Linked DNA regions of Homo sapiens: region 1 is linked to region 2. Evidence: chromatin loops called from intact Hi-C (ENCODE). Cell type or tissue: dorsolateral prefrontal cortex. All regions are shown on one strand. Each heading gives the region's core, and the rest is flanking DNA. Links, peaks and the distances in the headings are about the cores only. Region 1 has its middle 78 kb from the start of LINC02328. Region 2 overlaps LINC02328 (long intergenic non-protein coding RNA 2328).

The links. A loop is a pair of places that touch in the nucleus more often than their neighbours do. Peaks named below come from ENCODE experiments on the same cell type or tissue, not always from the same donor. Only the 100,000 strongest peaks of a DNase experiment are listed, where the experiment ranks them.
Region 1: it touches region 2 in a loop (2.2-fold over the local background); 3 of 110 quality-filtered maps call a loop at or near these places.

The regions. Positions count from the first base shown.
Region 1 is chr14:85,853,183-85,860,423 of GRCh38, forward strand. No RefSeq gene overlaps it. Among named protein-coding and RNA genes, the nearest start is that of LINC02328, 78 kb to the right of the region's middle. In dorsolateral prefrontal cortex, for the core only: CTCF peaks have their summits at 3,450 and 3,656; no DNase peak of the experiment used is centred there.
Region 2 is chr14:85,975,467-85,982,707 of GRCh38, forward strand. The region is part of intron 1 of LINC02328 (long intergenic non-protein coding RNA 2328); the gene reads left to right. Among named protein-coding and RNA genes, the nearest start is that of LINC02328, 44 kb to the left of the region's middle. In dorsolateral prefrontal cortex, for the core only: a CTCF peak has its summit at 3,570 (motif pointing left); no DNase peak of the experiment used is centred there; H3K27ac peaks cover 1,232 bases.

The DNA of each region.
Region 1 (7,241 bases), core at 1,113-6,112, 120 kb before region 2:
CCACTGGTGCAACTGTCAACACAATGAAAAAGGAAAATAACAGACACTATTATTTTACAATTGTTTTTGACATTGTGGGCACCCTAAGTGGTTCTGGAAAATTCAGAAGTCATACATTGGGAACTGCTGGTAGGAAAATGCTGCAGTAGGAGATTATACTCTGCCACTTGACAGAAATTTGCCTTGGGTGTCACTTCCACACTCTGAACCTCAGTTTTCTTCTCTACTAAGTGAGGACAATCACACGTGTTCTGCCATCAAAAGATTTTCTCTAAGGATCAAGTAAAGTCATGACTCTGAAATCAAAGTTTTGAAAGTCTAAAGACCTTTGTGTTTGTCTTTGTTTCCTTAAAATCACTATTGGTTTCTTGTTGCTAATACTAATAACACCCATATCTGAGTATCAATTATGGCCCATGCACAGCATTAGTCACCTTTATACCTAGTGCCTTTAATGTTATACCTGGTGCCTTTAATGTTCACCACAATTCCTAGTTTATGATAGTCAGATCTGGGATTTGAGCAGAAGCCTGTGATTTTTTTCTTGACATCATAATACTTTGAATGCTGGCATCCATGTCGAAAGAAAGAAAAATTGGGGTAAGAACTAGTTTGACTATAGGATTTAGTTTAGAGGTCTCATTCCTAAAATGACTGAACCTTTGAAATCTATAAATAATAATTACAGAGCTGCATTTATATGCAGAACGCTGTACTGAGCCTAGATACAGATATCGATATAGGGTTCCTCTTCAAGAAGTTAACAGCACAAATAAAATATGCAGACGTTGCATCTCGAGCTTTATATAGAAGAAAACAAGGCAAAACCATAAGGCAAAAACAAGGCACCAGAGAGCTTTGGTAAGAGATCTTTTGCTGTTTTGATTTAGTATTTCTCAAAGTTCTTGTTTGTGCAACTTCTATGGAGAACAAATCTGGAATTAATCTATTACTGAGTAGTTACACATGAGTAATATAGATTTCGCAGTAAAAACATTCCTATCATTTTGCCTTGTGAGCAAATACTAGGGTTTTAACACTTGCAAATGCACCAACAAATATGAAATATGAGAAGCAGAAAAGGCATAGTAACTGGAGTATCAAATGCAACACAAGTGTAATCACTGCCAGGTTGTAATTTACCTTATTTAGATCCACGGTGAGTCAATGGAGTTTTAGGGAAGCTTCTCTGAGTCTCCTAATACAGACACTACTACTACAGTCTATTTTACCTGAAACAACTCCCTTCCTCAACACACAGCCTCCCTCCCACTACCCACATTATTTTACATTATCTCTGTTGAACTTAACCACCAACTGAAACTGTATTAAAATTTCATTGAATTTGCAGCATCTTTAATTATAAGACATTTCCTTATTTTGAGTACACTTAAAATCACCAATTACATTATATTCTTTTATTATTTAAGTTTTTAAATTTTATTTTGAAAAATCTTTCCAACTTGATTATGTTTTAAACATAAGTAAAATAAATATATATTTATTTCCAGAATATCATCATCTTGTGCCATTACAGCATTAAAGAGATAAAATTTCTTTTTATAAAAGGTTTCACCCTTGTCTCTGGGACTCTTTCGAAGGCCCTAATACCATTCTATAAGTGTTAAGAAAGGTGCTTTTAAAAATCTTGCCAGAAGGCATCAACAGAAGATTTTAAGACATAAACTGGGATTTATATTCTTTCTTTAAATGGTTTTTTAATGATTCATGGACTGACATGTGAAAGGGCTGAGGTTGTCTCTTTATGCCATCAAAAATAACAGCCAAGGTAACATATACATAGGTCATAACACATTACCACTGCAACCTGGGCTACTATAAATAAAAGAAGGTATTCCAATTTCAGAGATGTTAAAATTAGCAGAGAAAATGAAATACAATATTATTAAGTTTTCAACATGTGTAGTTTCTTTCTCATCCCACTGCAATATAGCTCCTTGAGGGTGGGGCTCTATCTTTAATTTTTATCCATGCATTAGGTAGAATATTTCTCAATACATACATTAAATGCACACTTTTAAAATTAAGGACGAATACAAGCTGAACACACTTGAAAGCCTTACAGGAATGTGGAACTATGGAGTACTTCAGTAAACAAGGGCCTTTTTAACCAGAAAGACTTCTAACTCCCTAACCTACTCTGACACTGGCTATGTGACATGGCATAAATGTTGAAACATGTTAAACTTCAAAGTGGAAATAAAAACACATACCTTGTGGGTGATGATTTGTATGAGTTTTGACAGAGTATAGGGTAAACCTCTGTACAGGGTCTAAAGGTAGTTTCTGCTAAAGAGGAAGCATATGCCTTTCTCATCACTTTCTATCTACAACTAATTGCAGCACCATGATCAGAATTCTTGTTGTGATGAGCTTTTTCCAGACCCTCACAATCTACACGATGGTGAAGGAGAAACCTGAAAAAAAAAATTGATCTCTTTGATTTTCCACATCTGGAGTTTGCTTTCTTCCTCTCCTCCATTCTAGTAGCTGAAACCAGGGTGGGGGCGGTGGGGGAGGGAAGAAAAAAAGATAGTTCTAAGAGGCAGGGCACAGTAAAGACAGAAAAAAAAAACCCTAATTTATTCATTCTCTACAACTTGAAATAGAAAGTATATTGTTATTATTTTGATGAGTTGTAAGTTTGTGAGGTCTCATCACAGATAATTCCCCAAATCCTTGCTTTGAAGCTATCAGTGTCATGCTGCAACTGCTTCTCTGAAGAAAGGAGTCAGATGGAATTAAAGTTTGGAAAGAAGAGTTAGTCTTTATATTGCAATTTTCACCTTGTGCCTGGCAGCTTATAGCAGCTCAAAAGAAGTCCTACGGAGCCAGTAATCAAGAATGAAGCTGAGTAGGCTTTCAAATTAAACCAGATTTTAGGTAGGAAATTAAGGCACAGAATGTGATGGCATTCCATGCAACTCAAAGAAAGATTCAGTGCTGGATGTAGCATGTGAAACAATTTTCAGGTTTTATTACCTAACTACTTGATAATTAGTCACTGTCTCCAATGCATTATTTATATGTACATGTTTAACTTGCCAATATATCTCATTATAACTTGTAAAATTTTACCAATGTGCTTGGAAAGAATAATATATGTATTAAATATTTTATAGCACTCTTATTTTCCCACTGATAACTACTTCAGAAACAAATAGGAAAGAAATTAAAAGTCTTATTTAATATAAGTTGGAAACAAGCAAAGGGACTCCTATGATTGAGCCAAAGTGAGTTCAACATTATATACCATAATATGTGAAGGAGACTGTGAATTCAGTAGAGTGTTCTAAAACCATAAAGGTAAAATAAATGAAAATATTTCATTTAAATGTTGAAACCTTCAAGAATAGAAAGCATGTCAGTAATCTCAAGAGAATAGATGTCAATGTTGCAGCTTTCAAGGAACTAGATAGATGGCAGTATTGTTAGAGCATGTCTATGACATTTATTTTTAATGGCTAGAAGGGATTTTAGTTCCAAACTGAGAAATAGTCTTCAAATAATTCACTAGTTTGTGTTTAATTCCACATTTGGCTTGAAATATTCTATAAATTGCATACCATAAAGGTGCGTGTTTATAAGTGAGAAGTGTCTTTTCATACATAAATATTGCTTTTCCCAAACTTAATTCTGTCATACAAATATTTTGAAAAGCTTTTGTTGATTTTCCACCATCCTTTGCAGTCCTCAAGTCATGGTGGTCTCAAAATCCAGGCCATTTAAGTGCCTGCTTTATTTTTACCTAACACATTGGACCACGCACAGTCTAATGATGTCAGAGAATAGACTAGATTCATGTCTTATATCAAAATAAACTCTTTAAAAGAATAGGAGTTAGATTTTAAAAAGAAAAATTACAACTTTCCATATCTTTTTTCTTTAATGTCTTTCTATAACTCATAAAACCATGAACCAATTTGAATGTTTAGCTTCCCTTCTGGTTTGATTTCTTTCATGCCAAGTGATACTCGAGGGAGCATTTCACCTGGTGCTATAATGGGAAACTTGGCAGACCTTAATATATCACTGCACTGTTTTCCTCAATTATATACTTTTTTCCGTGTGTTTTTTGGACATATTTCAGATGGTCTTGACCATTAATTCTCTGTAAATGAATATTCTTCAGAAAGTTACTTTTAAATATCCTTGCATAGCAATTTTATAGCCCCATGATAGACCTTATTACCAAGATAGACAAAATTACTGGTTAGTTAGTGTATAAAGATGTTATATAGAGATGAAGCTTGTTGAAATTACTTGATATGGATATGCTAGTTAAAACAAACAATTGAATTTTCCATTCTCTGTCTACTTTTTAACTTAATTCTTGAAGGGCTTTGAACAGTAGAGTGACATATATTTTGAAAGACAGGACAAGACAGACTATCTAAGGAAATAGCCAATGTTGACTTAAAGTCTGATATGGTTAGGCTATGTCCCCACCCAAATCTCATCTTCAGTTGTAACTCCCACAATTCCCATGTGTCATGGGAGGAACCCAGTGAGATTGAATTATGGGGACTGGTCTTTCCTGCGTTGTTCTCATGATAGTAAATGAGTCTCACAGGATCTGATGGTTTGAAAATGGGAAACCCGTTTTGCTTGGCTTTCATTCTCTCTCTTGCCTGTTGCCATGTAAGACGTTCCTTTCACCTTCCACCATGATTGTAAGGCCTCCCCAGACACGTGAAACTATAAGTCCAATAAACTGCTTTCTTTTGTAAATTGCCCAGTCTTGAGTATGTCTTTATCGGCAGTGTGAAATGGACTAATACAAAGTCCTATGATAGATAATGAATAATGGTTAATGTGAGATTTTTTTTTTTTTTCGAAGTCTCACTCTTGTCACCCATGTCACCCAGGCTGGAATGCAATGGCGCAGTCTTGGCTCACTGCAACCTCCGCCTCCCAGACTCAAGTGATTCTCCTGCCTCAGCCTCCCGAGTAGCTGGGATTACAGGTGCCTGCCACCATGCCTGGCTAATTTTTGTATTTTTAGTAGAGATGGGGTTTCACCACCTTGGCCAAGCTGGTCTCAAACTCCTGACCTCAGGCAGCCCACCCACCTTGGCCTCCGAAAGTGCTGAGATTACAGATCTGAGCCACCATGCCCAGCCATGAGTTTTATTCTTGGCTATTTTATATATTGTCGGCCTTATTCTATCATTCTGACATTTTTGTTCTACATCTTTATTTACTCATTTATACAGCAACTATTTTGAATATCCATTATGTGCCAGGCAGCATCTCATTTTAAGGGAGGGGAACTAACTATAATAAAACAGGGCATTTAAAATGTGTTGAAAATAATACCAAGAGAGAAATGCACACTGTATATGGAAGTCTAGAGGGAAAATAATTAACCCAGACTTCAAAATGAAGAATGATTCCCTATGAGGTAGGAGATCAGCAGAACTTGTTTTCCAATCCCCATTCACAACCCTGCTGAACAAAACAGGATGTAGCAAAGAAATAGGCTAAAACCAGCTAGGACCAAAGGTGATGGAAGCAATCTCTAGTTGCCTTTATTGCTAATTATACGTGAATTATAATGGATTAGCATGCTTCAAGACACTCCCACCAGCACTATGACAGTTTACAAATGCCATGGCAACAATCTGGAAGTCACTTTATATGGTTCCAGGAACTCCCCACCCTTTTCCAGAACGTTTGTGAAAAATCCACCCCCTAATTAGCCTATAATTAAGAGTGGGTATAAATGCAGCTAGCCAGTAATCCAAGAGTCATTCTGCTTATGGGTCATTCTGCATATGGGCTAACACTAAACTGTCCTTGGAGCAGCTATTTTGCCATCCTCTGTTGCTCTAATAAACTTTCTTTCATTGTCAGCTTGCTCTTCAATTCTTTCCTCAGCGAATCCAAGAACCTCCTTGGGCTAAGCCCCAATTTTGGGGTTTATTTGCAACATCCATGAGAAGTGACAGTCACACTGAAATTTAATGTCCGAATAACAGTTAGGACTAAAGATAATTAGCACGGGGGATATTTTAAGCACATGTAGGACCTTTTTCAGTAAAATAATTATGGATCAAGGGGATGGAAGGGTGTGTTTCAGAATATTTTGTTCTGCTCTTTTAACTGTCAGTCAATTTATTTTGGTCATCTTCATAGTTATCAACTAATCCTGCAAATTCTAAATGCCTCTCAACTGCCCTTGGATATGTGTATAATAGAATACGATTAATTCTTATTTAACACTGCCTGTGACATTTTCTGCCTTTTGAGGAAGGAAGAAAGGTGTCAAATTTATTTTGTTGGCAAATAATTTTGTATTACTCTGTACAAAGAGATTGGTGGGTAGTAGAAAGGAAAGGTTAAATCTGCAATCTTTCACTATTTCTTCAATGCTGTTAAACTAAGAAAAAATTTAAAGCACATTAGAAAGGTAAAGATAGGCTCAGAGATCTGATCAATAGAAAGCTAAGAAGCAAGGCAAAATAAAGAAAGGGAGATGGGGTTTATGGGAGTTTTAAACAGGAGAAGAGGCTAAGCAATTTGGATAGGTGGCCAAAGCCATTTAAGAATAGCAATAGCTATTGTTTAATTTGGATTTGTTTGGGTTTTGTGATTATATACCTTAACATGGCCATAAATCTTAAACAAGGACGTGAAATGCACAGATGTCTGGCTTTTGAGGAGAAACAAAGAGTAGAGTTGATTGCACAGGTGGTTTAGTGTGGAACAGAGCAAAGAGAAGGGAAGAAACCAGTGGATAAAGTGATGTTCTGTGGAGGACATCAGGCTGTTCCAAGGATATGGCTCAAAGGACTGAAGACAGTTTGGTACAAATATCAAAGGCAGGATGTCTTCCACTGACATCTGGTTGGCACAGAACATTTGAAGAAATAGCATGCAAAGTTTTTCTGTATGTAAGACAACACTGTAAATTCAACTTCCAATTTTTTTGTGCTATCAGCAGCAATAATCTCAAATCGTTAATCTACATTACATTTTTTTTAAAAAATTTGGTTTTAAAAGTATTTTTCATTTGATTTAACTTTTTAATTATATCTTGCTCAGGCTTACATTAAAAGCACAGACTAGACAAGCAATAGGAAAAGAGAGCTAAGATTTTTACAAAGTGTATATTATCTTAATGTATGTAACTGAAAATGACTGCATTTTGAATACTATATTTTATTTTTATATATTCAAACAGTTGTTTTTGCTTAAAATATCTTTGATCAGTCATC
Region 2 (7,241 bases), core at 1,520-6,519:
TTGAGTGAGTGACTGATAATTAAAGTCTTCATGGAATATTTTATAGAACTTGCCAAATTATTAGAAAAATTAAAATAAGAACATATTAATTTAATCTATGATTAACATATTTTAAAATTAATGATGACAAATTTACCATGCAAGTTTTTCAAATATATTAACATTTTTAATGATCAAAATCTTTTGGCATAATAGTAAAAACCGTAAAAAGTGACCAGTGGAAAGAAAATTAAAATAATTGACAACGTAAGTCCTAACTATGATCAAAAAGGAATACAGAAAATAGTAAAACATTTTCTTATTGGCTTTAATTCTAAGTTTAAAGATGAATTAATGTATCTTCTTCTTCATTCCATATGTTGAAATAAGCTGCAAGGAATACACTTAAATGGAATCAATTTGTAAAATTAAGGATGGCAACAGAATGTAATGTTCTTTTCAAATCTTAAGAAGATTAATCAATAATGACTGTCATGATAACACTAAAAGTATAATGTATGGTTGTATAGTATGTCATTCATAAAGTTTCCCAATAAAATTGTGCCAGGGAGAATTTTGGATGCAAGTAATAGAAAACCTTGCCTAGGGTGTCTTAAGCAATAACAACAGTTAATTATCTTAAATAAAAGGAAGCCTGGAGGTTGGCAATACAGGGTTAGTACAGCTCAATATTTTTACCAAGAGCATTTTTCTACTCCAGTGTCTGCAGCTTGTTGCTTTTTTGATCACAGGCATATTGAAATATGGTTTCCAGATGGCTGCAACACCTCCAGACATCATGACTTCATTCAAAGCCAATAATCATAGGAGATGTTGATAAAAATGGGTTTTTCCACAAGTTATTATTTTTCCTTTTTGTTTTTTCCAGCAAATGAAAGAAACAATTCCCTGAAGACTTTTCAGGAAACTTGATTATAGACTCAATGGCAAGAAATAAGTGATATGGCCACAGCTAGCTGCAAAAGTCTGGCAAAGAAAGATGAAGTCTATATGCTTAGATAGTCATTATTTATCTTTGGGATTGAGCACGTAATTCTTCTAAACGCAATTAGTGTATGTTAGCCAGGAAAAAATGAGTAGAATGGCTATTGGTTAAGAACTGAAATGTGTGTGGCAGAAATCTATTACATTAATGCAGTACACAGGGGATATTATATGATGATAGAATAATATATCAAAATGTGGATACAAACAAACTATATAATGCTAAAATGCACTTACTAAATAAATGAAGGTAAATTAAAATGGTGCTCAACATTCATTCATTTATTCATTCATTTGATGATTAATTACTGTTTACTATATATCAGTTATTATGCTAAATCCTCAGTGTATATTGTATTGTCAATGAAATGGTCTCTGCCCTACAGAAGCTGAAATTGAATGGTTGCCCCAGTAAAAATTGAATAAACTCTAGGAAATCTAGAATACTTTTATGTCTCTGGTGGCATTTAAAACAGAATCAGTCTCCTTGGAGATCAATCCTCAAACTTTTAATGGCGTGTGTAAAACTAGAAGGTCAATTCTATGAACATATTTCAATCTTTCAAAATTGTATACGATCATTTAATGAACAATTAGAAGCAACCAGGTATCTAATAGCAAGTGCATGGCTTATTCAACCATACTTTTCAATGCATTAAAATTCAAAAAGGGCATTAAAAGGTATGGTTTTGGACTATAAGCTTATATAGAAATTTGTAGGTGAAATAACAACATGAAAAGAAGATAAAAACAATATATTGAAACTGACTACAATCTTACTGATCACAGGTCTGAGTACAAGTTTTTACTACTTACATCATAACTCCTCTTATGGACCATCATCAATACCTAATCTGGAAAATTTCCCCTGCTCCTTGTCATATATTCAAAATTAATAGATATTTTTTCTCTTAACACTAATAAGTTTTTAATTACTTCCTATCTTATCTGTTATCACAATGAATCAAATTAGTTAGGTATGCTTATGTATCTGGTTTTTCAACACCTATTTAAGGGAAGAAACAATAGGCCATTCATCTTTATATTTCTGGGACCAGAGACATAGCACTTTTGTGTCCTCAATATCCCCAAATATGACTATCACAGGGAAGGTGCCCACAAAATGTTTGCTGAATGAATCTAGTTAAGTCCTCAATAAATACCAGCTGAGTGAATGAATGGAACTTCATAGAACTATAATCATATTGATGATCTGCATTACATTTCAAATTGTTTAATACAATTTAACATTCATGATATGCACTTTTTCAGGTAAAATGTAACACCTTGACTATTGTACATTAGGATGTTCTTGAAATGTGAAATCTAAATAAATATGTATACAAATTTGGTATCTCTTTTCGTGGCAGCTCTCCTTGGCTGAGATTTCTGGATCCCCTGTGGGATCTACTGAACTCAGTATCACACGTAACTTAGCTTTGTTTGATTCAACCTGCCACACAGTTCACCAGCCTGGATCTTGTTGATGTAGCTCATTATCCATAAATCACTACCTGCATTGTCTAATTTAAGATCCAGGGTAACTGCATACTTGTGTTTTGTTGTTGTTTCTTTTTTTGGGGGGAGAGGAATTTACATGAAAGCAGAACAGAGAGTACCATGATTATACACTAAATAGAATAAGAGAACAGAGTATCATTACTTTTTATTCTCTCATTCTTTTCCTCTCAACAGATTACCCACAAAGTACTGTTCACTGATTTTGTCTCCTTACCAACATTACAAAATTATGTGTTTTATTTAAATATGCCACCAGCAAATCATCTGAGCATTCCGCTTGAATTAACACCAGGTTTATACACACAAAAAGAATAATGAATGGATGGTTCAAATAAAGAAGGTGTGCATACGTGTTTTGCTAGGGTCTCTGAAATTAACCTGAAGTAGCCTGGATCTCTGTTTCAAAGTGTTAATTACAGTGCCAGGGCATTTCTATTTTTTTTCTTCTTTTTGTGGAGGTTTTGATGTTTTCTCCAATAAGGACAACTATCTAGATTGCTTTAAGTGAATGTTCTTAAAAGCTGCTGGCAAAGATAGACAAATCTAGAAAGCCTTGATGTTGCATAAACAATATTATTTTCATTACATGTATTTCTACACATTCCCATGAAAAATTAAATTTTGGCTCCTTCTGAGAGCCAAAGGTGAGTGTGTGTGAAGTGAGGGAGATTTATATGAAAGGACACAATGCAAAAGATGAAAATAATTCTATCCTCTTTCCCTTAGACAAATGGTTTGGGTTTAACTGCCCTTGTTTTTGTTGGATGTGAATATGTTAATCTTCTTTTTCAAAACATACAGACTTACGGAAATGGAAGTGAACATCTGTTCAACTGTCAAGTCACCAGCTAAATTCAAGTCTGAGAAAAGAAGACAATCTGTTTAAATGAAACTTTGTGTGAATGAAGGCCAGAGTTTTTGGCACTTGTGTTTGCAAAAAAAAAAAAAAAGAAAAAAATTTTAAACAATTGTTACTAAAAAAAAAAATCTTTTTCTAGGATGACCTTTGTTTGTTTAAACTGTTGGAAAATCAATATTTAAAATGAAATCTAGAAACTGAAGTGTGCCCTCTGCAGGATCACCAGAATGATGGGAAAACTGAACACAATCAACTCATGAACTCCCCAAGGTCAGAGGTTTGGTCTAATTCAATAACTAATATCTAGAAGGTATTCTAGAAAAATGCATGTTAACAGAGTGAGCAAAAGTAACAGTCAAAGAAACCCAGGAATCACATTTCATGCCTATATTAGTCTGTTCTCACACTGCTAGTAAAGACATAACTGAGACTGGGTAATTTATAAAGGAAAGATGTGTAATTAATTCATAGTTCCACATGGCTGGGGAGGCCTCATCATCATGGCAGAAGGCAAAAATGAAGCAAGACACGTCTTACATGGCAGCAGGCAAGACAGCGTGTGCAGGGGAACTGCCCTTTATAAAACCATCACATCTCATGAGACTTACTATCACAAAAACAGCATGGAAAAACTCCCTCCCATGAGTCAGTTACCTCCCACCAGATCCCGCCCATGACACATGAGGATTATGGGGGCTACAATTCAAGATGAGATTTGGGTGCAGACACAGCCAAATCATATCATATCCTCTGTTTTCCAAAGATCTTATATAATTTAGTTCTACTTTAGAAAAATTAATCCAATGATAGTTGGCAGTATATACAGTTGTGTAAAAGATGGGTAATTTTTTGCATACTCGTAAGAGTTCAGAAAATTAAGATATAAGCTATTGGTTAAGAGAGGGAATAGCCTCTCTCATTATGACAAAAATTAATAGTTGATTATTTTTTTCATATATGATAAAAATCTTAGTCCATATGTGTTTCAATTTAAAAGACATGAGAAGATAATATGATTTTTCCTCCAAAGTTGACTGGTTGGCTATTAGACTGCAAATCTCATAATATAATTACCTTGGTGGAAACATAGTAATTTAAATATTGGACATTAGATTTGCAGGTGCAGGAAATCAATTGTGTCAATATACAAAAATTTTATTATACTATTACAATGATTCACACTAAAAATATTTGGCGGGGATTGATATATAAATATACATGGCAATGTATTAATTTATAATGGTGGTGATTTCTCTAACTACCTTCACCCCAGCTATATATCATATAGTCATAGTTGGAAACCACCGAGGAGGGTCACTCCAGCTGAGAGAGTCAAACTGTCAAGTCCCTACACTCTGACATCACCCTGCTCAAAAGGGTTCTCCATCTGCCGTTGCTCTCTTTTCTATCGGTCAATGCCTCATGTATAAGGAAACATGATCTTCTATCATTTACTGTACTGTTCTTCTCAATGTTCTGCACTTGCTTTTTTTGGACTCAGCTGTCTACCATATCCTCATCTTCAAAACTTTCCCACAGTATTTTCTAGAACTATCCATCTAGAATAATAATAATAATAATAAAACCTATCTTCAACTTCTACATTGCCTGCCATAAGTGAAACTTGACTCATCTGAAGATATCACCTGTACTGTTTCCCTCTTAATGCTGGTTGCTTATTTTCGGACACACACACACACCCCTGGATGGTGAGGTGGTATTTCTGAACTCCCTAAACTGCAGTGGCACTTCTAGCAATGAGACACCATTCTCTTGTAAAACTAACAAAAAACACATGCACATACTGTATTGGTTTGTTTTCAAATTGCTATAAAGAAATACCTGAGACTGGGTAATTTATTAAAAAAAAAAAAAGAGGTTTCATTGGCTCACGGTTCTGTAGCCTGTATAGGAAGCACAGCAGCTTTTGCTTCTAGGGAGGCCTCAGGAAACTTACAATCATGGTGGAAAGCAAAGCGGAAGCAGGCACATCTTATATGGCTGGAGTAGGAGCAAGGTGGTACAGATGGAGCCACATACATGTAAACAGCCAGATCTCTTGAGAACTCATTCACCATACAGTACCAAGAAGGGATGGTGCTAAACCATTCATGAGAACTCTGCCTCCATGATCCAGTCCCCACGTCCAAAAATTTGACTTAAGATTTGGTGGGACACTAATCCAACTCACCTACACACACACACACACACTCTCACACTAAACACATTTGAGATTCATTTGAGATTCATGAAATTTCACTATACAATTCCAACTGCTTTCTTACTGCTATCATCTAACTTCTGGTAATTGGTTCACTAACATATCTTCATCCAAATTCTGTCACTGCCATCCTTCATGACGTATGAACCCTCTATGCTTAACATACTTGTCTCCGAAGAATCTGTCCTCTGCCCTGTCGTACATCCGTATCTCTCACACTATGAATTTTGTTATAAATGCAGATTATCTCTACTACAGAATTGCTAATTCAGTTATTACACTCTCTGAGTACAACTTGCTTTCCTAGCTATGGTCATTTCTGTACTTCAGTGAGAGTCCCAGTTCATGGCATTTCCAAATTCGTAGAGTTCTTTAGGCGTCTCATTTTTGTTATCAACATTACTTTCTAATCATAAATCTTGTTCAGAATTTCTTGTTAACAACTTCTTTTCATCATTATATCAAAAGTGTCAATTCTTCTCCGCGTATTTTCAAACTTGAACTCAGCCTCCCAGTTCCCAGCCAAAGAACAATCTTATCTCTTCACATAGAAAATATGATATCACCCTCAATTTCTGCTTCCACCTATACAAACCTATCTACACTTACCTCTATTTTGTCCTGCTTCCTTCTGCTTAAGCATAGGTACTTGGGGACTGTTTCCTCTCACATTCAAAGAAATCTTTTCTTATGTGAGTTCTCCATTATCTCCTATCTATTCGTCAACATTCTCACATTAAGATCCTAATTGTTCCAAGGAAAATGTTTCTGCTTTTTTAGCTTTATGGATTTTCTACGTTGATTCATTTTCATGTAAATAGAAAGTGTGGGCTAAACTTTTATCTACCTTATTGAATATTAAGTAAACTAAAATGCTTAAAAAGCGATTTTTCATACCGAAGAACTAAACTTTTCTCTGTACTTGGACACTTTGATAAATCATAATTGGTAGTTTACAGATGGGAAGCTTACTTGCAAATGTTCTAAAGATGAATGCTTCCTTTTGTATGACATTTTGATATAAATTAAGATCCATGTGTTTCATATATTGCTGAAAAAAAAATAGTGTTAAAACAATACTTCCTCTGCTGAATATATGTGAAACTATATCTTTGATTAGTGATTCTGTCTCCTCTTCCACAGCAAAAAATAACCCTCAAATTTCTGTAATTCTTTCCTGCTTCCTTTGCTTCTGCTATGAATGTTTTCTTATGACACTGGAAAAAGTTTTAGTAGCTAACTATATATATTCACATACATACATATGTGTGTATATGTATATCTATATATATGTGCATATCATGTGTACATATTTATACATACACATTTATATCACAATGACAGTAGATATAGCATTATATGGCTCCTCTCCCACCTGTTATTTTAGGAGCAGCTGTAATTCTTAAATAAGCGTTTATTCTATTGATGTCCCCAGAGGTTGTCCCCATTTGCGCCCAGGAACTCATTCCTTACCCGTAATGTAGCATCTGCTGCTATTTTTGTTTCTTATTTTTCCTGTGAGGAGATGCTGCAGGAACTACAGACCCAGGAAATCAACTGTTATGACTGACTCTCAATTAAAATCAGTGCCTGCCTCTGAGCTATTGATGATTCTAAAAAGTACAGCATCCACTACCATTACTTCCTTATGTATAA